Regions from separate parts of the Homo sapiens genome. Here all the other regions are linked to region 3. Evidence: chromatin loops called from intact Hi-C (ENCODE). Cell type or tissue: ascending aorta. All regions are shown on one strand.

What was found. A loop is a pair of places that touch in the nucleus more often than their neighbours do. Peaks named below come from ENCODE experiments on the same cell type or tissue, not always from the same donor. Only the 100,000 strongest peaks of a DNase experiment are listed, where the experiment ranks them.
Region 1: a loop joins it to region 3, with 6 times the contacts of the local background. A loop is called at or near these places in 2 of 110 quality-filtered maps.
Region 2: it touches region 3 in a loop (5-fold over the local background); 6 of 110 quality-filtered maps call a loop at or near these places.

The regions. Positions count from the first base shown.
Region 1 is chrX:119,500,852-119,505,851 of GRCh38, forward strand. No RefSeq gene overlaps it. Among named protein-coding and RNA genes, the nearest start is that of SLC25A5-AS1, 34 kb to the left of the region's middle. RefSeq lists an enhancer at 80-159 and a silencer at 2,615-2,909. In ascending aorta, no CTCF peak of the experiment used is centred here; DNase peaks (open chromatin) are centred at 1,973 and 2,730; H3K27ac peaks cover 2,051 bases.
Region 2 is chrX:118,854,602-118,859,601 of GRCh38, forward strand. It overlaps LINC01285 (long intergenic non-protein coding RNA 1285), which reads left to right. Exons shown (of 7, transcript NR_110393.1): 6 at 863-954. Among named protein-coding and RNA genes, the nearest start is that of LINC01285, 18 kb to the left of the region's middle. In ascending aorta, no CTCF peak of the experiment used is centred here; no DNase peak of the experiment used is centred here; H3K27ac peaks cover 380 bases.
Region 3 is chrX:119,234,160-119,239,159 of GRCh38, forward strand. PGRMC1 (progesterone receptor membrane component 1) reads left to right here and starts at 2,126. Exons shown (of 3, transcript NM_006667.5): 1 at 2,126-2,532. The coding sequence starts at 2,205. It also overlaps the pseudogene NUDT19P6. RefSeq lists silencers at 1,849-1,898, 1,929-2,188, 2,589-2,738. In ascending aorta, no CTCF peak of the experiment used is centred here; DNase peaks (open chromatin) are centred at 2,112, 2,719 and 3,202; H3K4me3 peaks cover 3,546 bases; H3K27ac peaks cover 3,245 bases.

The sequences.
Region 1 (5,000 bases), 270 kb after region 3:
AGTGGGAGAATGGGAGCCCTTTTTCAACCCCACCCCCAAATTTCCTCTTGCCAGTTTCTTTCTCCCTCCTGGAAGGAAGCCTGGACACCACATTCTGGGAGATCATAACTCTCCCCCTGAGAGCTATTTGCTGGCTCTCCCCACAGAAAGACCTTGGGAGGGAAGCACAGTCACCTGTCATGGCAGGAGCTGGCAAGCTGAGACCTCTCCCTTCCACTGGCCCTGCCTTCTTCAGGGCCAGGCTTCCTCATGGGCTGTCCCTTCAGAACCCAGCCCACACCTTTTCAGGAAGCCACTCCCCACAAATCCCCTCTGGTCCTATGGACATGCGCATTACCCTTCTCTGGGCCTTCCCCTGACTTCCTCATTGGTGTCAATTTTTTTTTTTTTTTTTGAGACGGAGTGTTGCTCTTGTTGCCCAGCCTGGAGTGCAGTGGCGCGATCTCGGCTCACTGCAACCTCCACTTCCCAGGTTCAAGCAATTCTCCTGCCTCAGCCTCCTGAGTAGCTGGGATTACAGGCATGTGCCACAATGCCCAGCTAATTTTGTATTTTTAGTAGAGATGGGGTTTCACCATGTTGGTCAGACTGGTCTCAAACTCCTGACCTCAGGTATTCCGCCCGCTTTGGCCTCCCAAAGTGCTGGGATTACAGGCATGAGCCACCGCGCCCAGCCTCAAAACTTTCTTCTCAGTTCACATTCCTTCCTTTCTGCCAATGCCAGTAGGGTGAATCAGATAACCTAGAGTGGTGAGCTAGCTAATATGGCAGTGCTGTCCCCAGAAACTACTGGAATAAGGGGGAACATCAGGCACCTACAACCTGGAGAGAAAGACTTGTCAGGCAGGTCTGCTTCCTGCTGCCTTGGGCACTTCCTTCGGGACTGGTTTGTTGAGAGGGTTGAGAATGGATTGGAGGGGGGGGTGGGGATAGTGGGGGAACTAGAGGCAGGAAAGCTCATCAGGAGGCCTTGCTGCACTTCCACATAGATGGGGGCCTGACCTGAAGTAGTGACCGTGCATGGAGAGCGAGGTTGTTGAAGTGAAAACGTGAAGGCTAGAACAGGCCTGACTTGATGACTAGGCCTATGGGAGTGTGAGACGAGGGTGTGCCCAGATTTCCTGCTTGGCCAGGTAGGTGAGTGGCAGTGCCACTTATTGAGAAAGGGATCATCAGGCAGGACAAACTGTGAGTTTGAGGGGGAAGGAAAGGATGACAAGTTGTGTTGGGTAGATTCAATTTGAGTTGCCTATAGGATGTGTAAGTGGGGCTGTCCAGGAGGCACTTGGATGGGAGTGTGTGTGTTTCGAGCACAGAAGCAAAGTCTAGTCTGGAAACAAGAGTATTAATTTTCTCTCTCTCACTGTTTCTCTCTCCTTCACACACACACACACGTGTGCGCGCGCACACACACACACACGTGCAAACACCAGAACTTTCAAAGCTAGGTGCACTCACAGGGTCATTAAGCCCAGGACATGTTGACAAGGGTGTGGAGGTGTCATCCTCGGGGACATGCAGGGAGGGTTCCTGGACAGTGATTTTTACATCGCCTCCTTAATTGTCCATAACCATAACCATGATCCATAGCCATAAGGACAATAGGAATTGTGGTCCCCCAGAGATTTTTTTCCTACTGAAACTCCATAGTCACACCTCTTTGCAGACTTTATGGCAGGCCTTCCCTTTTTTCCAAACCCCTGTGAATAGTGTCAGACAGCATCTGCGGGAGGATGTGTGTGAATGCTGGGATGCAGGGGGCATGGCAGGGAGTGGAGCACTTGTAATTCTGTTGATGTTGGAGCCCTCCCCTTTCAGAGTGCATTGAGTCCTTAGTGTGTGCCCCCTCGCCCCGATCAATTCCCAATCCCTGTGTTGCAGAGAGGGCAGCACCACCTTCTCAGCCGCACAGGATATTCTCAGGCTGATGCCAAGAGCAAATCACTCCCAGCCAGCACACTTCTGCCAGCCTTGGTAGGCACAGCGTGTAGCAGTGCGCATGTGGGTGGGGACAGAGGTGACTTTTCTCATAGACTGGGAGAAAAAAAAAGGCATCTGAACTTCCTGGTTACAGAACATCCGGCTAGTAGAAACCTTTGTGTGTTTGTACGTGTCGGGCAGGGGGGGATTAGTGAGGTTCCCCTCCCCTCTAGTGTTAGCAATAATGAAGGACACTCTTTGTACAAGACGTCAAGATGAGAGCTTCCACACAGGACTCCACACTGTGCTTCTGTTTCACCAGGAAGAAATCTTGAATGTCAGCCAGGCTTGTACTCATCAATTCATTCAGCCAGTCTCTGAGGGCTGGTCCTTCTACTGAGTGCTGGCTAGGGTGGGGCTGAGGACTGTGCCCCTGGAGAGCTGCCAGCCTAGGTGCAAACACAGAACCTTCATTCATGCAGTGACATCACAGCAGCCCATCACAACACTGCCCCAACTGCATCAGAGCAGTTGCACCTGATAGGTTTCCCAGGGGTTACCTGAGGAGCAAAGCCAAGTGCGTGTGGCCCAAAGTAGACAGCATATAGGGCCTGCACGCTGAGGACTGCCCCAAATGCTGGCCCAGCTTTTTCCACCAGGGAGGGTCAGATTCCAAAGCCGACAGCCACTCAGCACGAGGCCCAGACCCAAATTCCACTGCCAGCCACTTCTACTGCTGAAAAGGAAATAGGGCCGAAAATGTAGACTTCAAGGGCAAACACTGGATCACCCTTGGGAGTAGCTTCCAGAGCTCTGAGTAACATCCTGGAGGCAGAAGAGAAATGTTTGCCCTGCCCCCCAGCCCACAGTCTCCAGCATCACCAGCCTTTCTGGAAAGCCTTCCGAAGTCAATTTCAGCCCAGCCAGGAGCAGGGCCAAGTTGACAGAGGGCTGAGCCAGAGCTCCCCTGCACTCACACCTTGATCTTTCTCTTCCTCTTAGACTTGAGTGCTTGCCAGGTGTGCATTCCAGAGTCAATGCAAGTGTCCCTGGCTCTCTTCCACCCCTTCCCAGGCAAAAAGAGGCCACCCACCCATGGAAAAGCCACTGTTGTCAATCTGTCGCCAGAACTCTCGCTCAAGGTGGCAGTGAGGCTTTGGTGCCAGCTAGGGTTTGCTTTGGAATCCAGGAGCTCCCATCAAAGGCGGTGGGCTATGGGGTCCTGAATGAATGGCAAAGGGGCATGGGAGTAGGGATGAGGGTCATTCAGGACTTGGAAATATAGTTGGCCCCGGGTATGTGCTGGAGCTGGCTCCCTCTGGCCCATGAGAGCCAGATGCTATATTTTCAGAAGTTTTGTGAGTCAGTCATTAAGCATAGCACTTATTTTAAAATATATAAAATTACAATTAAATAAATTATATTAAAAACTAAGGTAATCAATGTCCCAAAACTCATCATCTCCTAATCATTTTACTTTTTTTTTTTTTTTTTGAGATGGAGTTTCGCTCTTGTTGCCAGGCTGAAGTGCAATGGCACGATCTCAGCTCACCGCAACCTCTGCCTCCCGGGTTCAAGCGATTCTCCTGCCTTAGCTTTCCAAGTAGCTGGGATTACAGGCATGTGCCACCACGCCCGGCTAATTTTTTGTAGTTTTAGTAGAGACGGGGTTTCTCCATGTTGGTCTGGCTGATCTCGAACTCCCAACCTCAGGTGATCCACCCGCCTCGGCCTCCCAAAGTGCTGAGATTACAGGCGTGAGCCACCGCACCCGGCCTTCATTTTACTATTACCTGTGCTCTTCAGATGATTTATGTCTACAGTATCTGTAGAGTTGAAATACTGTATAATAGTGTGCAATTGTGTCTCTTCCCAACATCACATTGAAGTTAACTGCTTGAAATCAGCCACAGTGGGAACACTTACAACTCAGAAATCAGCAAATGCTATAAATCAGGCTTGATCTATTCTTTTGTTGTCTATCTAGAGGAAAGAAAGCAATAGAAACAATGTTAATAATGCAGATAAAACTCAAAGGTGTGCCATATCTATAGCTGTTAGATTGTGAATAATACCAAAAAATGAGAAAATAGTCTTCCAGAGTTTGAAAACCACTAACCTATTCAGCAAGGAAATCAGCCAGGCACGGTGTCTCACACCTGTAATCCCAGCACTTTGGGAGGCTGAGGCTGGCAGATCACTTGAGGCCAGGAGTTCAAGACCAGTCTGGCCAACATGGCCAAACCCTGTCTCTACTAAAAATACAAAAATTAGCCAGGCGTGGTGCTGTGCGCCTGTAATCCCAGCTACTCAGGACGCTGAGGCACGAGAATCACCTGAACCCGGGAGGCAGAGGTTGCAGTGAGCCAAGATCACACTCCTGCACTCCAGCCTGGGCAAACAGAGTGAGACTCCATTTAAAAAAAAAAAAAAAAAAAGAAATCACTCACATTGTGGACAAATGAATGCAGTTCTGACATCATTGTTTCTCACTTAAATGAAAATATCAACCAACATGCACGTCAGAACTACATTTGTTCGGCCGGGCGTGGCGGCTCATGCTTGTAATCCCAGCATTTTGGGAGGCCGAGGCGGGTGGATTATTTGAGGTCAGGAGTTCGAGACTGGGCTGGCCAACATGGTGAAACTTTGTCTCTACTAAACATACAAAAAATTAGCTGGGCATGGTGGTGCACCCCTGTAATCCCAGCTACTCGGGAGGCTGAGGCACGAGAATTGCTTGAACCTGGGAGGCAGAGGTTGCAGTGAGCTGAGATCATGCTACTGCACTCCAGCCTGGGCGACAGAGTGAGACTCTGTCTCAAAATAATAGTAAAGTTCTAGGTAACAGTAGATTAAATGTTTATTTAATCCATTCATCCAACTAATATTTATTGAGCATCTACTATGTTTACTGAGTGTTGATTAGGTGCCGACCTGTAATATCAGCTACTCGGGAGGCTGAGGCAGGAGAATTACTTGAACCCAGGAGGCGGAGGTTGCAGTGAGCCGAGATCGTGCCACTGCACTCCAGCCTGGGCAACAAGAGCAAAACTCTGTCTCAAAAAAAAAAAAAAAAA
Region 2 (5,000 bases), 380 kb before region 3:
CTCTGTCTCAAAAAATAAAAATAAAAAAATAAATGAAATGTTGTGCTTCCTATCTTATGCTGGACCTGCTGGCTCACTGAGAGATAGAGAGGCAAATATTAGACATTTTGGAGACAGTGAATGAAGGATGTTCCTCTCCCTCCTATTCTAAACTTTAAAAGTACACTGAGCCAGGGCCTACAAGAAATTGAGATTTTTTTTTTTTTTTTGAGATGGAATCTTGCTATGTTGCCAAAGCTGGACTTGAATTTCAAACAATCCTCCTGCTTCAGCCTCCCAAGTAGCTGGGACTACAGGTGCTTGCCACTATCAGATGGCTTTGATAAACAGAAACTTAGTTGTGTCTCCTTTTTTGTTTTTTAATGGGAACCTAATATATGAGGGAGTTCTGTGTATAAAGGCTATAAACTAGCATTTGTGTCCAGTGCCATCAGTAAAATGGGAAGTAGCAGAAGGAGATGATAGGTACCTAGGAAGAGATTTCATGAGCTATTCAATAAATTTTGGATGCTTTTTGATATTTGGAAGATGTGTGTCCTTAGGAGAGATGGCCTCTACACTTGAAGTTACTAATTCATGGCAAACCATTCTCCTTCAAAGACAAAGTTTTGCTGAAGAGAGTCTTGGGAAACATGAAATCTGATCATCCTGGTAGAGTTTGTGTCTCTAAAAGGAACTATACATTGTGGGTGTGAGTAGCTTAATTTCTTGCACTAAAGTCTCTGGCACCCTAAATGAAACACTGCTTTGGTGCCTATATTAATCACGATAGGCTAGACCGATACAGTGACAAATAGCAGAGGTTTATTTGTTGCTCACATAATGTTTGATATAGACTGGTTGGTCCTCTTCTGTCTTGTAGCTATACCATCTGGAACAGATGACTTCCAAGGACACCGTAGCAAAGAAAAAGAGAACTGGAAGCCCATGTGCCTTAATCGCTTCATCCTAGAGGTAACACAGAACTTCTGCATACATTTCATTGGCAGGAACTAATCACCTAACCCCAATTTAACCACAAGGAAGACTGGGATATGTAGAGGCATAGCTAGTAGATTTCACGTCTATTAACAGTCTCTGCTATACCCCCTCAGTACCAACTGACCACTAACTTCCCACCCCACTCACCAGGAATGTATAGCTGCTGATGATTTTCGAATTCGGTAAGAGACTGGATTGTGAATATCAGACCACCTCTTCAGTCTAACAGACAGTGCTTGTTTTACCTAAGGTGAGGAGACAGCACAGGCAGTACTCACTTGTTTGTCAGTTACAGTCCTTTTCCTCTCCCTCTCTCATTACTCACCATGAAACACACATTGTCCCTTCTACTTCTGTCCCAAGCGTCACACTCATAAGAACATAAGAAGTGCCCCCAGATCAAACAAGAGTGCTTGAATAGAAAGTGAGATATTTCTTCTTTATAAGGTTGACCTTACAAGGCTGAGGCAGGCTATGCCTAATTATGTAGGGACCCTAATGTCTCATGGTTGTGTCAGCATAAATTAATTAATGATTAACCCTCTAACAAGGCTAAGTGAACAGAATTCCCCAGTGTCCTGAGAGAAGGAAAGTTAATGTGTTCTTTCTCCCAGGAGGAGGATAACCAGTGGAGCCTTTTCTGGATTTCTCACTAGAAGTAAAGACCAAATTTCCAGAAGGAACCTGAGAGATAAAAAGTGGTTGGCTGCTCCTGACCTGACTCATAGTGTTTAACTGAACCATACCACTAGTGTATACTAGTGTGTGTGTATGTACATGCATACACACATGCACACACACATTCACACACAATCCTATGGTATTTGGTGACTTTGGATGCCCAGCTCTTGCAACAATTTCCTGCTGTCATTCTTTTCCCTTTGAATCTCAGGGGTGAGCAAACTAAAGAAATACTATCATCTTACTGCTTTTAGTATATTCCATAGAAAAGGAGTGGCTGGAGTCAGTGTAGATCAACCCAAGCAGTACAAATCTGCCAGAATTGCAGCTCAGCTTCCTTACCTCCAGCATGTGTACCTTTCTGAAGGGTAGGCCCTTAAGCCAGACATAAGTAAGTTATCCACTCTGTGCATAACTGTCTGACTTGGCTTAGAAGCATGAAAGGGGCAGAAATGTAAGATGGGTAAAGAAGGGCTTCATCTGAAATAGGGCCATGATGATTAGCTCTCTCTTTCCTTCCTTTGGCTTCATTGCTGTATTCCATGTGGGTCTTGATATCTTGAAACTGGATGAGATACCCAAATAGTCAGTCCCTGAATATAAATCATTTCCTTGTACAGAATCACTGCCAAACTCAGTATGGTTAAAAGATTTTTAACACCCAGCTGCAGCATTCACTCTGGTTAGAATTGGCCATTTAAATTTATTTCACATATGTAAGTATCATATCCTTTATAATGCATTCTTAATTGTTGCTCAGTTCTTCCAGATTGAATTCCTTTAAAAAATTCCTTATGTAATCTTTTAATTCTAGTTGGAAAACATCACTTGACAGTTGCTGTTTATACAGGCATGCCTCGTTTTATTGTGCCTGGCTTTATTGTACTTTGCAGATACTGTGTTTTTCACAAATGGAAGGTTTGTGGCAACCCTGCGTTAAGCAAGTCTGTTGGCACCATTTTCTCGACAGCATGTGCTAACTTTGTCTCTGTCTCACATTTTGGTAATTCTCTCAATGTTTCAAACTTTTTCATTATGATTACATCTGTTATGTGGAGCTGTGATCAGTGATCTTTGATGTTAACATTGTAATTGTTTTGGGGTGCCACAACTGTGCCCAGATAAGACAGTGAACTTAATTGGTAAATGTTTTATGTGTTCAGACTGTTCCACTGACTAGCCCTTCTTCAAACTCTCTCACTCTCCTTGGGCCTCCCTATTCCCTGAAATACAACAATATTGATATTAAGCCAATTAATAACCCTACAATGATTTCCAAGTGTTTAAGTGAAAGGAAAGACATGTATGTTTCACCTTAAATCAAAAGCTAGAAATGGCCAGGCGTGGAGGCTCACGCCTGTAATCCCAGCACTTTGGGAGGCCAAGGCGGGCGGATCACAAGGTCAGGAGATCGAGACCATCCTGGCTAACACGGTGAAACCCTGTCTCTACTAAAAAATACAAAAAATTAGCCGGGCGTAGTGGCAGGCGCCTGTAGTCCCAGCTACATGGGAGGCTGAGGCAGGAGAATGGCGTGAACCTGGGAGGCGGAGCTTGCAGTGAGCCGAGATCGCGCCACTGCATTCCAGCCTGGGTGACAGAGCGAGACTCCATCTCAAAAAAAAAAAAAAAAAAAAAAAAAGCTAGAAATGACTAAGCTAAGCTAAGTGAGGAAGGCACGTCAAAAGCCCAGCGAGGCCTCTTGTGCCAGCCAGTTAGCCAAGTTGTGAATGCAAAGGAAAAGTTCTTGAAGGAAATTAAAGTGCCATTCCAATGAGCATGTGAATAAGAAAGCAAACAGCCTTATTGCCGATATGGAGAAAGTTTTAGTGATCTGGATAGAAGATCAAATGTTTTCTTAAGCCACGATATTCCCTTAAACCAAAGCCTGCCTAATCCAGAACTGGACCCTAACTCTCTTCAATTCTATGAAGGCTGAGAGAGATGAGGAAGCTGCAGAAGAAAAGTGTGAAGCTAGCAGAGGTTGGTTCATGAGGTTTAAGGAAAGAAGCTGTCTCCACAACACAAAAGTGCAAAGAGCAGCAAGTGCTGATGGAGAAGCTGCAGCAAGTTATCCAGAAGATTAACTAAGATCATTGATAAGAGTAGCTGCACTAAACAACAGATTTTCCATGTAGACAAAACAGCCTTATATTAGAAGAAGATGGCATCTAGGAATTTTTTTTTTTTTGAGATAGAGTCTCACTCTGTTGCCCAGGCTGGAGTACAGTGGGGCGGCCTCAGCTCACTGCAACCTCCGCCTCCTGGGTTCAGGTAATTCTCCCTGCGCCAGCCTCCCAAGTAGCTGGGATTACAGGCGCCCGCCACCATGCCCAGCTAATTTTTGTATTTTTTAGTAGAGATGGGGTTTCGCCATGTTGGTCAGGCTGGTCTTGAACTCCTGACCTTAAGTGATCTGCCTGCCTCGGCATCCCAAAGTGCTGGGATTACAGGCATGAGCCACCGTGCCCGGCCAGCATCTAGGATTTTAATAGCTGCAGAGGAGAAGTCAGTGCTTGGCTTCAAAGGTTCAAAGGACAGGTTGACTCTCTTGTTAGGAGCTAATGCAGCTGGTGACTTTAAATTGAAGCCAATATTCATTTATCATTCTGAAAATTCTAGGGTCCTTAAGAATTATGCCAAATTCTGCTTGTGTTCTCTAAATGGAACAACAAAGCCTGAATGACAGCACATCTGTTTACAGCATGGTTTTCTGAACATGTTAAGCCCACTGTTGAGACCTACTGCTCAGAAAAAAAGGTTCCTTTCAAAATATTACTGCTCATTAACAATGCACTTAGTCACCCAAGAGCTCTGATGGCTATGTACAAGGAGATTAATGTTGTTTTCATGTCTGCTAACACAACATACATTCTGTAGCAGATGGATTAAGGAGTAATTTAGACCTTCAAGTCCTATTTTTTTAAAAAATACATTTTATAAGGCTGCAATGGAGCTATTCCTTTGATAGATCTGGGCAAAGGAAATTGAAAACCTTCTGGAAAGGATTCACCATTCTAAATGACATTAAGAACACTCATGGTTAATAGGAGGAGGTCAAAATACCAACGTGGACTGTAATCCCAGCATTTTGGGAGGCCAAGGCGGGTGGATCACTTGAGGTCAGGAGTTCAAGACCAGCCTGGCCAACATGCTGAAATCCTGTCTCTACTAAAAATATAAAACATTAGCCGGGTGTGGTGGTGGGCGCTTGTAATCCCAGTTACTTGGGAGGCTGAGGCAGGAGAATCTCTTGAACCCAGAAGGTGGAGGTTGCAGTGAGCCGAGATTGTGCCACTGCACTCCAGCCTGGGCAACGGAGTGAGACTCCATCTCAA
Region 3 (5,000 bases):
TTGCTATTTCATGCTCCCACCAGCCTGATTCCCTTTCCCTAATTAGGACTCCAGAATGATGATATTTGAATGGCCTTTTAATGGTTTTGTCACAATTCAAGTGAATTAATTCGCCATTTTATTTGAAGTCGGACATTTAGGTTGTTTCCAGTTTTTCTGTATTAAAAATGAATCTCTGCTGAGCATCTTAGTAATGAAATATTTGTCTGCGTTTCTGTCTCCTTGGGATGGATTCCTGAAAATGGAATTACTAGGTCAAAGAGCAGATTTCTAGAAGTGGGATTAATGGATAGAAAATATTTTTATGGATAATAAAAGGTTATACCCAACAGCGTATGTGAGTCTCACCACTCTCTCGCCAATAGTGTGTTATCCTTTTTTTTTTCCCTTTTATCTTTCCTGTAGAAAAGTAGTAGGTGACAGCGGCATCTCCATGCTTTTCTTTTTGTTACTAATGAGACTGAACATTTTTCATATGCTTATTCACCACTGGCATGCTCTCTTTTGTGAACTACCTGTTCCTATTTTTTCCCATTTATTGACTAGAATCTTATACATTTTCTTATCAATCCAAATGATCTCTCAAATAAATATTAACCCTTTGTCATATTAGTTGCAAATGAAAATATTTTATAAGTTTATTAGCTTTCTAAATTTTCTTGGCCATACATGTTAAAAGAGATAGATTCTAACTATAGACAAGTGCCCTCAGTTTGAGCCTGTTTCTCCATGATTAAATTGAAGAGTTTTGACAAAAGATTTGGAGGGGCTGTTTCAGCTAATCCCAAATTTAGCTCTGAGAAAAATGCCTGGGCCCGATACAAAGATTGTTTGGCTCATTGCACTTTATAATGATTTAAGAAGATGTGGGGGGCAGGGATGGAAGCAGTTTTTGCCAGAAATTTTTAGAATTCTGAGGTAGGAAGCCAATCTTTACTCAAGTCTCTTGCGTGTTGGGAGGAGGAGTAAGTTATGTGCAAGCCAACAGAACACTTGGTGGAAAAGTACTGCTCTGGGCTGCAGATGTGTGCACGGCTTGGTTTTAATTATTTGTTTCCCTCTCTATCCTTTCTTCTCCTCCCCTCCCCCCGCCACCAGAAAAAGGGCCAGATTAGGACGAGGCAACCCCTTCCTCCGTGGAGGTCTGCTTCTGTGCAGCCTGTTAGCACATCAAAGGCCGGATGAAATACCTAGGAAAGGAAGGGACCAGGCCTAGGATCCTTCCAAACTCCCGCCTTTGTCTGGGCTCCAGCTCAGGGTTATTGTGACTGCCAAGGGTAGCCTGACAGACTCCAAATAGAAGAACGCTGCCAAACAAAGAAACTTTCACATTATTCTGAGGGGGGAAAAAAGAGCAACAAGAGAACGTTGCTTGTTAATGCCTGGTGACTGAGCAAATCAGTAATTGCAAAAGGGTTTTTCGGAGAACAAACCCAAAGTTAACTGGGCGATCAGATTCGTTTCCCCAGATAATAGGGAGAGTTGTGCACTGACTTTAGCAATCCCGGGGGTGTCGGTCCCACAGCATCTGGGGGAGAATTGGGGAAGGGCCATCAAGGAGAGCGAATGGGGGTTCCCAAGGTGAAAATGAGTCGTGTAGGGCTCTAACATAGAAAATGGAGTTCGAAGAATGAGTTTCCTGTCTCCTAAGACAGCTTGGAGGGCCCGGGAACGGCAGGGGGAAGATGAGGGGCTTCAGAATGGGAGGCAGGGAAAAGCCTGCAGCAACAGAAAGGGAGTCGGTGTCTGGCGCGCATCAGGTGGCGGAGGGGCGCTCGCACAGAGCCCGGCAATGCCGAGGCCCTCCCAACGGGTCGGTCTGCGAGGAGCAAAAAAGGGGTTCAGAGGAGGGCAGCGCGTGCGTCGCGCTCAGCTATAGGATGGCGCGAGGATGGCGTGAGGCTGGGCTGGGGCCTCCCAGGTAGAACTGAGGGGGGCACCGCGCGGCCGCGGGGGAGCGGCGCCGGACTCTAGAGGCTTTGGAGGGGGCCTGAGGGCTGCGGGGCGGGACCGAGCAGGGCGGGGCGCTTAGGTGGCCTCGGGGGAGGCGGGGCTTGGAGGCTCCGCCCCTCAGGCCCCGCCTCCTCCCCGGCTAGTCTTTGGCCGCCGCCGAACCCCGCGCGCCACTCGCTCGCTCAGAGGGAGGAGAAAGTGGCGAGTTCCGGATCCCTGCCTAGCGCGGCCCAACCTTTACTCCAGAGATCATGGCTGCCGAGGATGTGGTGGCGACTGGCGCCGACCCAAGCGATCTGGAGAGCGGCGGGCTGCTGCATGAGATTTTCACGTCGCCGCTCAACCTGCTGCTGCTTGGCCTCTGCATCTTCCTGCTCTACAAGATCGTGCGCGGGGACCAGCCGGCGGCCAGCGGCGACAGCGACGACGACGAGCCGCCCCCTCTGCCCCGCCTCAAGCGGCGCGACTTCACCCCCGCCGAGCTGCGGCGCTTCGACGGCGTCCAGGACCCGCGCATACTCATGGCCATCAACGGCAAGGTGTTCGATGTGACCAAAGGCCGCAAATTCTACGGGCCCGGTACGCGGCCGGCGAGGGGGGCTTGGAGACAAAAGAAGGGGGCCCCGGCACGGGGCTGGGCGGGAGAGAGGCGAGGCGGGAGCGGGGCGCCCCTGAGTGGAGGGAGGAATGGCGGCGAGCTAGGGTAGGCGGGTAGGCGGGCAGGCGGAGAGCCGGGAGGCTCCCGGGGCGGGCAGGGAACAAGAGGCGCTCTAGAGGGGCTGCGGGCCAGTCAGGGACGCGGATCCCCGGCCCGCGCTGACAGCGCTGGGAGGGGGTTAGAGAAAGAAGGCTGAGGCGCTTAAGCCGGGGGTGGGTGGGACCACGAAGCTCGAAGGCGTTGAGGGGGGACACATCAAAGCCCAGGCTGTTGGGGTAGTTTTCGAAGGTCCTGGGCTTGGGGATTCCTGGAAGGAGGAGGGGGTAGTGTCGGGTTCTAGGAAGGAAATGAGGGTGTTCCGAGGGAGGCATGGGGGAGGGCGAGAGTGAGAAAAGGTCCAGACCTAGAGAAGACGGGAAGGCCAATGACACCGGGAGTAGGTTTGAAATATGAGGGTGTGGGAGAAAACGCCGAGACGGGATTAGCAGCAGGTAAAAGCTTTGTGCCCGGTGGATAGTGATGTGTGTGTGCACTCGTGGTGTGTGCATGCGCGGTGTGTGCGTGTTTAGTGTATGTGATTTATCAGGGGTGTGTGTGTGTGGTGTGTGCATGCGCGCTTGAAATGGGTCATGCGTCAGGTATGTGTGTGGCATGTGTTTGGTCTGTGTGCGCTTGTGCTGTGTGTGGCAGATGGGGAAAGGCTGGAAGGTGAACAAGGAGGAAGGGGGCTGTTTGAGGGAGGAATAAAGGCTGAATATGGTGGACAATGGTAACGTGGCAAGCTTTTAAGGTAATATGGTATTTAGTCTATAGCAGGAGAGAAAGGATTAGAAGCCAAGAAAAATTAAAATGGAGGGAGGGAGAAGTGGGAGGATACCAAGAAACAAAAGGAGTAGAGCTAAGAAGACTGCTGGGTGGGGGGATATCAGGAAAAGCCAACCAGAGGGAAATGAAGAATGGATGACTGCTGCACTGCTGAGCTGTTGGAGAAGGCAGGCCTGATGGGTTCCTTAGAGGCGAGGTTTTTGCAAACCTGGTTGCGTATCAGAATCACCTGATGCATCTGAGGAAAAATACAGATTCCCAGTCTAACCGCCAGAGCTGCAAATGAGTCTCGGGTGGTCCGGGAGTCTGTATTTTAATATGCTTCCCAGGCGAATTTGAAAAGCAGCCAGGCTTGCAAAGTCCTGCTTTATAGAATACTTGGAGATGAGGAAGAAGAGGTTTTGGCTCCTCCAATATGGACTCCTCTAAACACAGGGAGCTTAGAGGATGTCCACATGGACGGTGCTCATTCCACACTGGCCTGAGAGAGGGAAGAGTACAGAAGGCAGTACACAAACTCAGGCATTCATTTTAGTCTCCCAGTCCAACTGATCAAAATCAGATGTGTTAAGGTTAAGGAGCTCAGTTTTTTCTTGCAGACATTTATTTATTATAAAAAATAAATTTTATTTATTTTTTAGAGACAGGGTCTCCCTCCTGTGTTGCCCAGGCTGGTCTCGAACTCCTGGGCGCAAGCAGTCCTTCCACCTCCATTTCCCAAAGTGCTGGGATTACAGGCATGAGCCACTGCACCGGGCCTGTGGATATTTTAGAATACCTGCTTTCTATAGGCATGTAACTGTCAAAATCATTTGAAAACCACATACATTATTTGTCACTTAGAGTAGCACACATAGTTGCTTTATCAATAAACATAATCATGTAAATACCTGTTAATATTGAGCTCAATATTAAAGGAGTGAAAACATGTGCATGAGGCATCATCATGACTGTAGTTTGCAGAGTCATTGAGAGGATGTCAGCCTGTGCACAGAGCACAAAACTGGGAGTCAGGCAACCTGCGTTCTAGTCCTGATTGGGTCATGACTAGCTGTGTGACCTTGTGCAAAGCATTGTTCTCTCAGAGCCTTAGTTTTCCCTCTGAAAAGTGATAAAGATGGCCTATTGTGAGATCTCTGTCTCTATCTTGCACTGTCATTCAGTGAGCCCATGACTACGTGACATCTTGGTAGAAAGTGATGCTTCATGTTGTAAAGGATTCCTAAAAATTAGTCATTCTAGTGCCTGTTAATTCTGTGCAAGGCACTGTTGTAGATGTGGGAATATAGCAGTGAGCAAAACAGACACAAATCTCTGCCTATGGAGCTTACGTTCTAGTGAATATATGTTGCACTGAATAATATGTATTTTTAAAAGACTTTTAATGTTCCCACTAGAGAACATTTAATTGTTTAAATGTTTAAATATTCTATGAGGTTTAAATATTCTATGTTTAAATATTCTATGAGGTTTGCTTGGTAAAGACTCACTCTACCAAGCCAATGACCATAATTTCTGAAATGGTAAGGTTCAAACCATTGCATTTGCCTATTCTCAAGCACTA